2 separate regions of the Mus musculus genome follow, and region 2 is linked to region 1. The links are chromatin contacts, found by Hi-C or POLR2A ChIA-PET in ENCODE. All regions are on one chromosome and are shown on one strand. Each heading gives the region's core, a stretch centred on a gene start or an enhancer-like site at or near the end of the contact. The rest is flanking DNA. Distances are from core to core; before and after follow the strand shown. Region 1 holds the start of Zfp467 (zinc finger protein 467). Region 2 holds the start of Lrrc61 (leucine rich repeat containing 61).

What was found. Hi-C counts contacts between places; a loop is a spot of excess contacts on that map. ChIA-PET counts read pairs that join two places held with the same protein, here RNA polymerase II (POLR2A).
Region 2: a map of left cerebral cortex shows a loop between it and region 1 (12-fold over the local background). The contact joins the promoter of Lrrc61 here to the promoter of Zfp467 in region 1. A Hi-C loop is called at or near these places in 3 of 37 maps with a recorded cell type or tissue (heart and left cerebral cortex). POLR2A ChIA-PET finds 5 or more read pairs at or near these places in 1 of 5 experiments (Patski).

What each region holds. Positions count from the first base shown.
Region 1 is chr6:48,444,273-48,448,074 of GRCm38, reverse strand. It overlaps Zfp467 (zinc finger protein 467), which reads left to right and starts at 2,250. Exons shown (of 5, transcript NM_020589.2): 1 at 2,250-2,722. It also overlaps a transcript of Sspo not described here.
Region 2 is chr6:48,552,640-48,556,340 of GRCm38, reverse strand. It overlaps Lrrc61 (leucine rich repeat containing 61), which reads right to left and starts at 1,542. Exons shown (of 3, transcript NM_177736.3): 1 at 1,359-1,542.

The sequences.
Region 1 (3,802 bases), core at 1,001-3,500:
TCCCAGCCCCTGGGTACCAGCTGTTCAAAACCAGATTGGACCTACCTCCAGCATCCCTTCACAGGCCAATTCTCCCTGGAAACAGGCCCCATCCCACCCATCCAGGAGTGTGGGTGTGTGAGGGGACCACAGCTGGACACTTTGAGCCCCTGGCTTTTCTACACTGTCAAGCACTACCACAAACTAATATATGAGTGTGGTCAAGACACCTTCCCTTTCTGGGCGTTTGTTTCCTTACCAGTAAAAACTTCAGGGACTTTCCAAGGCTGCACAGATGGGCCTCAATAAGCTTTTTGAAACTTCAGGTGTGGGAGGGTCTCTCCACCCTCCAAAAACTGCAGGGCTAGAGAGAAGGTGGCTCAGTGTTTTAGAACACTTGATACTCCCAGATTTGGTTCTCAGCAACCAAACTTTTAGCTCATAACCACCCATATATATAGGCAAAACACATGAAATAAGCCATTGCCTTTATTATGGTGTTCTCTCTATGCTCTTTCCTCTCCCTGTCCCCTCAGCTCAGGTGCACAGGAAGAGAAAACACCCAAGTTATGTGGAGACAATATGGAACCGTAAACCCTTCGCTCAGTGAAGTCAGTCTTTTGAGGGTATCTGTATGAGGTGGTTGGGGCCATTTGGTCACCTGTGGTTTTTCTGAGGGCCCCAAAGCATTCAAACACTGAAAGGATCCAGGAAGATGGGAAGGAGAGAAGGGTGGAATAAGAGCGGGGGCGGGGGGAGCTTGTTCCCCCTGCCCCTGGATGGAGCAGTGTTAAGCCGGATAGAATAATCCCAGCATCCGTCTGGTTTAGAGGAGGCAGCTGCAGGCTCCACAGGCAAATCCTGGTTACATCCTGGTCACCAGTAGGCCTCCAAGGCCACTGGGCTGGAATGCGGCTGGACCGGAAACTCTGAATCCTTCTATTTCATAATGAAATGAGGTCCCACTGGGCATCCTGCATGGTCACCCCACCTGGTGCACCCCACCTGGCCTGGGGGTTCCTTCCTCTGGGCCTACTATTGGGCCTGGGACCAAAATAGGGCCAGTATGAGTTTCCCCAGTTGCTTCCAGATATCTAGGGTTGGTGCCTGGGAGTTGAGCAGTCCTGGGGAAGGGTCAGCATCTATTCTGGGCACAGTGTCCTTCTAACTTCTCTAACATTCTCACCTGGCCACTGTTCCTGCATATCCTACATACGTGGACTGCAGTTCTCAAAGCCCATTCTTGCACACAGAGAGGGACACAAACTCTGCTCCTAGCCATCTTTACTCAGTGAAGCAGCCAGTTATTAAAAGAGCCTTTTGCATCTTGAGTCACAGGACCTCCTGATCCTTCAGGTCGGTCTCCATTGCTCCAGATTTCACTCTAACTATCTGTAAATGTTGAGGACATCCCTGCTCCATCTTATAAGGCTAGCCTTGGGTCACTGCCCTGATTCCACAGGTGTCACTATCCTTGTGTCAGGGTGCCATTGTCAGGGACCGTGTCCTATCCAAGAGGGCCATTTAATGGCCTCCTCTTCCCAGACTCTCTCCCAGCAGCTCTGTTCTGCAACTTGGCTGACAAGGGAAGCTTGGACTGGGGAGAAATGTAACTTGGATCTGCCCTTTTCCCTACAGGGGCAGGCAGGCGGAAATGGGAGCCCATGGGAGTTTGAAGAAAAATCACAGGGCATGGAATATCCAGCCTAGATTTTAATTCCAGGGCTGGGTGAGGGTGTCTGAAGAGCAGAGGGGGATGGCTTAGGAGTACCTGCACCCATGAGCAGAAATGGTGGAAGTCTGGGGAGAGATCCACACCTAACGCCAGGAGGTTTTCTTACCCACGGACAACACTCCCCCGCCCCCGCCCAGCCCCGCCCCACCTCACCCCCTGCAGTTTCCATGCCTGTCCAGCGGTCTCAGTCGGGGACTTGGTTCCTTTTTCCCCATTTTCTACTTTGAGAGCCCTCTCTCTGCCCTCTTAGATTGGTTCTTAATCCTCAGTCTCCGCGGTGAGACTTGGATCGCGTCCTCCGGTCTGGGTGGATCCTGGTGGAGAGTTTTTTGACCGATTCTCCCAATCTCTGCTGGCCAGACAGTCTCCCGCGGGACCGCGGCGCTACCACTTACTCGGCTGCCACTGGCGATTTTAAAGACAGCCATACACACATTGCTCTCCTCCCCAAACACGCCCCCTCCTCTCCCTACTCCCCCCAACTCTTCACTACTACCACCACCACCCCGTTCCGCGCTCCACCTTTCTCCAGCTCCTCCCTCCTAGGCTGTGAGCACCCTCCCTTCTAGCCCGAGTGCCCTTCCTTCTAGCCTCTTCTTCTCCTTCCTCTCCCCTCTGCCCTTCCTCGGTCCTAAGCTCCCACTTTCCATCTCCACACTCCGGGCATCTTGCCCTCAGACCGTCACCTGCACCCAAGCCCATTAGTGCACCCTCCCGCGGCAGGTCTCTCGAAGACCCTCCGCTTTAGCCTGTGCCCCGGAGCAGTGTTCCCGCTTCCCGGGTTCCTCCCCCCGATCACCCGCAACGCTGCCCCACACCCTCTCCCTCCGCGTCTTTCCTTCCCCTCCCCGCGAAGTTTCAGGGCTGTCAGTCCCGGAGTCTTTCGGGCAGCCCGCACCCAAGCTGCAGGCAGCCGGCGCCATTGTGCAAACGGCCGCCCGGGACCGGAGGCCCGAGCGCCTGGGTCCCCGAAGCGGGCCGCGGCACGTAGCCGCAGGAGCCCGCCAGGTAAGGACACCCGAGACTCCCGGGCAGGCGTCTCCCCCGCCACCCAAACGGAGCTTTACAAGCCCTGCCGACCCACGGCAGGTGACAACCCCGAGGGAAGGGGCGCGCAGACGCGAGTGTGGGGGAGGGGGGGGGTCAGACCAGGAGGGAAGGGAGTCAGGAGGGAGGGTCCTGGCGCAGATGGGGAGACTAGGAAACTGGAGGGGAGGGCAAGGACTCGGGGAGGCCCGGTGGGAGCAGGTGGGAAGAGGGCGGGAGGGGCCTGCGGGGAGGATCCCCAGGAGCGGGAGTAGGGTTCCTCGGGATAGAGGAAGGGTCCAGTGCGAAAGGGCAGGAAACGGGCTCAGGGATGGGGCTGGTCGGGAGCGAAGGACGCTGACAGGTGAGCCTAGAGCAGGGCAGGGGGCCGGGACCCGGAGTGACTCCGGAGCTCTAACAGGGGCGGGGATTGGGGGGAGTCTAGTCAGAAGGAAAACTCCGGAGAGGGCGTGAAGTCAGTGGGGAGCAGAAATGGGCAAGGGGGCTGCTGAGAGGGAGGTGTGTTGGGAAGAAAGGGGTATGGGGAGGGGCAGAACGAGGGAGTAGGTCCAGAGAATGTGGGGTTAGCTTGGATTCCCCCCCCCAAGATGGGGGGCGTGAGACCTGGAAGCTAGGGAGCGGACTAGGAGGGGGAGGGGAAGAACAAGGCTGGGGACCGGGAGGGGAGAGAAGCGGAGCCGGAGCTTGCAGGGTAGGCAGAGGGGGAAGGGAGGCGGGGGCCGCTGAGGGGGGAAGGAGAGCAGCGGGAGGGAGGGAAGCAGAGGGGAGGCTGGTGTGGGGGAGGGGGAGGGAACTGAGGAGAGGAAAGAAGGAAAAGAAACCCGAGTGGGGGAGGAGAGGGGAGGGGCAAGCGGATGGGGGAGAGCAGCTGAGAAGGGGAGGGCGGGAGTGGGGGGGGGGAGGAAGGAAAAGAGGAGGGGGAAGGAAGGGAGGGAGTGTGCAGCCTGGGGAGGGGGTGGCGTGCGGAGAACTAGGCGGGCGGGCACAGGAGGAAGGGGGAGGGGAGCGCTGCCCAAGACTGCTGGTAGAGGAGGGTCGGGA
Region 2 (3,701 bases), core at 293-2,792, 110 kb before region 1:
GGGAAATGATAACTGTCCACAGTCCAAAGCCTATGCGTCCCCCAGAGAAGCCACATAGCTGTAAAACCAGCAACCTGCAGATGAGTAATTTTTGGCATCTGTTCACCTGGACTAGGAGATGCCTCAGCATGTACCCTGTGTTGGCTGATTAGATTAGAACTTTCTCTTGACTATTTTGTCAGTCCTTTTCAGGAGCATGCCCAGATGGGACCTGGCTCCCTAATTCTACCCTGTTACACCGCACAAACATACATCCAGGGGCATTCCACAGTCCCACTCTGTGCAAGCTTGCCAGCCTCCTCTCCTCTCACATTCCTACACCTGGGGAAGAAGGAGCTCTAGTCTCCCACACAACCAGAGAATTTAAGCCAGTCAGTGTGAGATGCCAAAGCTTTTAAATTCAGACTCCATTTTAGAGAATCTGACCTAAGCTTGAACTCAGGTAGACTACAGGCCGGTATCTAGCATTAGTATCCAAGTTGTCCCCACAACAAAACCTGAGCCTAGCTCGTCTCTAGGCTAATCCCCAACAAGAGCAGAGTTTCCAAGTTACACCCCTAACAAGACCAGTATCTCCTGGTTATTCCCCCAACAAACCTGCACCCCAGGTTGCAAGCCCAACCCTTGCCTAATGACCACCCATGCAGAGGGGAGCAGAAGTTAAGTTTATGATGTGACTCCCAGCACCAGCCAGTTATATTAAAGGCCAAAGTAGCTTTCCATTTAGATGCTCGCATTCGTATTCCATGTTTGGTGCTTACTATAAAGCCTTGCCACATAGACATTCGGGGCTCCTCCCCCACCAAAACCGTCCTGTGTGAGGGTGGTGCATTGGGGGGGCTTGAGCTAGCTCGAATAGAATAAAGACCCTGCTGTGAGTTGCATCAGATCAGCTCCTGTGTGTGTGTGTGTGTGTGTGTGTGTTTGGCGGGGGGGGGGGGGGGGTCACTAACTTTTCCCTGGCACAACAGTGGAGGATGTTTTAAACAACACTCCGCCATCTTCTGAGCTCACATAGCCAAAGTGACAAAAGCCACGGATAAGTTCCTGCTGGGAGACTACACTTCCCAGCTTCCTTTGGGGACTACTGAAGTCATTTCCACCCATTTCTGACCCCAATAAGGGGCCGCATCCTTCTTCCTTTGTAGGCATTTTTGCCATTTGCATATCTTGTGACAAATGCTCCCTCACCGAGAATAAACAAGACCAAAACTTTTTCCGCCTTTTTCTCTACGGCTGCTCTTTTAAAATAATCTATCACACTAGCGGAACCCTTGTTGTTATGTATACCAAGAGGCTGTGATTGTGGGATAGGAAATCCAATCCTAATGTCTCCTGGCCACCAAGGCAGCACCCACCTCACCGGCCGCGATTGTTACCGGTTAAAGCGTTCTGTCTGTTAACTGCACTCAGAGCAGTGCCTGGGGCTGAGGGCGTGGCCACTAACCGCGGGCGGTTCCAGAAGAATCCAGCATCCCCCAAACAAACAGAACACGCAACTCGGTTTCTGGCGCAGGCCCAGCCGACCCGGAACCTGCGAAAGGCCGGAAGGGGCGGGGAGTGGTGCGACGCAGAAAAAGTTGTTTTTAAGGGACGCGCTGCGGCTGGCAGGGTACGCAAGTGACGCAGATTACACAACCAGAGGAGCTTCTAGCTCTTTGTGCTGGAACCCGCGGCCAGTGCTGCTGGAGGATTTTGTTCCTGTTAGTTTGGTCATTAGCACATTTGACAGAGCGACGTTGGGAAAGGCATTTATGGTTCCTTAACGAATGTGTTCTGTGACATTCAGTATGCTAGGCTGCAGGCCAGTGGTGACCTAGATTTTCTAACCCGATAAACGGTGCCTGGTACGTGCTCGCCCACCCCTCTCCGAACCCTGCCCCTCACAGCGGTGCAGTCATGCTCACCGCCTAGGACTGCAGACAAAAGGTGCCACAATAACGATAAGAAGGACCCCTTGTGGGAACCTTACCCGTATTTTTAGAAAACTACATCAGAATGTTTCCTGAGATAAATGTGCACTGCCTAGTGATATTCCCAAAGGCCTTGCCCCCAGAGATGTCACCAACGCAAACTGCCACCTTTGTAAATGACATTGTCCAACGGATAAAGAGGTCACCTTAACTAGGCACAGGGGAGAATGCCTCTCACTTTCTTTCACAGGCCACTTGGAAATGTCTACATTGGGAGGGTTTTCCATCTCCTGATGCTTTCTGTGCACTCAGACAAAGCAATCCCAGTTCAGTCCACACCCTTCCAGCCTGGGCTGGCTAAGTATAGGCACAGTTTTGTTGTTGTTCACATCTTTGCACTGTATCACAGTGCAAAGTCCTTAATGAATACGTGTTTGATGACGTTCAGTGTGCTAGGCTGCAGGCCAGTGGTGACCTAGCTTTTCTAATCCGTCAAATGGTGCCCGGTATCCATTTGATCTCCCTTGAACTTCTCCATGTGATGGACCAGCCTGAGTCTATTTTAAGATTAGAAGCTATAAATGTTCCTTCTAGGAAGGTGTGGAACCCCAAGAACCGCACAACTCTTAGCAGAGAGAGTGTCCCAATGGTAGACATGGTAGCCTAGGAACCACACAGCTCAGAGGTAGGACAGTGTCCCAATAGAAGAGCGTCCTGAGACACAGGAGCCCAGGAACCACATAGCTCTGAGAGGAAGCCTCCTCAGCAAGAGGCACTGCAGCTCCCAGGGAAGGGTATACCCAGCTGAGCTCTGGAGCCTCAGCCCCGCTCCACTTCTCTTCATTGCTTCTTTGCTTCTTCTGATGCTAAAAAACAAAAACAAAAACAAAAACATCACATCAGGAATCAAATCTCATTTAAAAAAAAACAAAAACAAAAAAAAAAACAAAATAGGGAGGGTCCAGGGAGAGAGGGGACAAATCCAGGAGTGGCTGCCTCTGCTTCCAGGAGCAGACAGCAAGGCTGTTGAACAAAGGGCAGGGCTTATATAGGATTTCTTATGGATGGAGCTTTTCAGGGCAGAGATTTCCAGGTTGAGGATTGGTGGGATTTCAAGTCCTGAGCTTGGAGAGCTCAGAGATTGGTGAGGTTTCCTATTCTGGGATTGGTGGGGGTTTGTGGGAAGCTCAGGGATTGGTGGGTTTTTTTGCTCAGGGACTGGAGGCATTTTTCACCTCCCTTTCCCTGCTTTGGGCCCATGGCTGAGGCGACATCACTGCTGAGCTTCTTGGGAGTCTGAAGAAGAGGTGTCGCCACCGTGGACAGCTCCTGCGCTGGTATTTCATGAAAGTGGTAGGCTGAGTCAGGAAAGAAAGTGCCACCACCATGGACAGCTCCTAGGACTGCCTTAGGCAAGTCACTTAAGAACTACTGAAGCCATCTCCTTAAAAGGTGGAAGAAAGTTCATTCCTGTTTGCTGTAAAACTTGGATTTGACCCTGTCTTGACCCTTTTCTGGAATTTTTCCACACCCTTATACCGAGACCTCCACCCTGATAATATACGATGCTCTGCCAAATAATTTTGAGATGTTCTGCCAAGTTTCTATGTAACCAAAAATCCTTGGAATCCCCTATCTTTGAAGTTTTGGGGCTACTAAAAAAATACCTCAATTTTCCTATGTTCAGAGCTGTCCTCTCAAACCCCACTTTAGGGAGACAGCTTGCTTAATTCAACCAAAAAATTTGAGTTGGTGGTCATTACTTTCGCTAGGTGGAATTAGCACTTA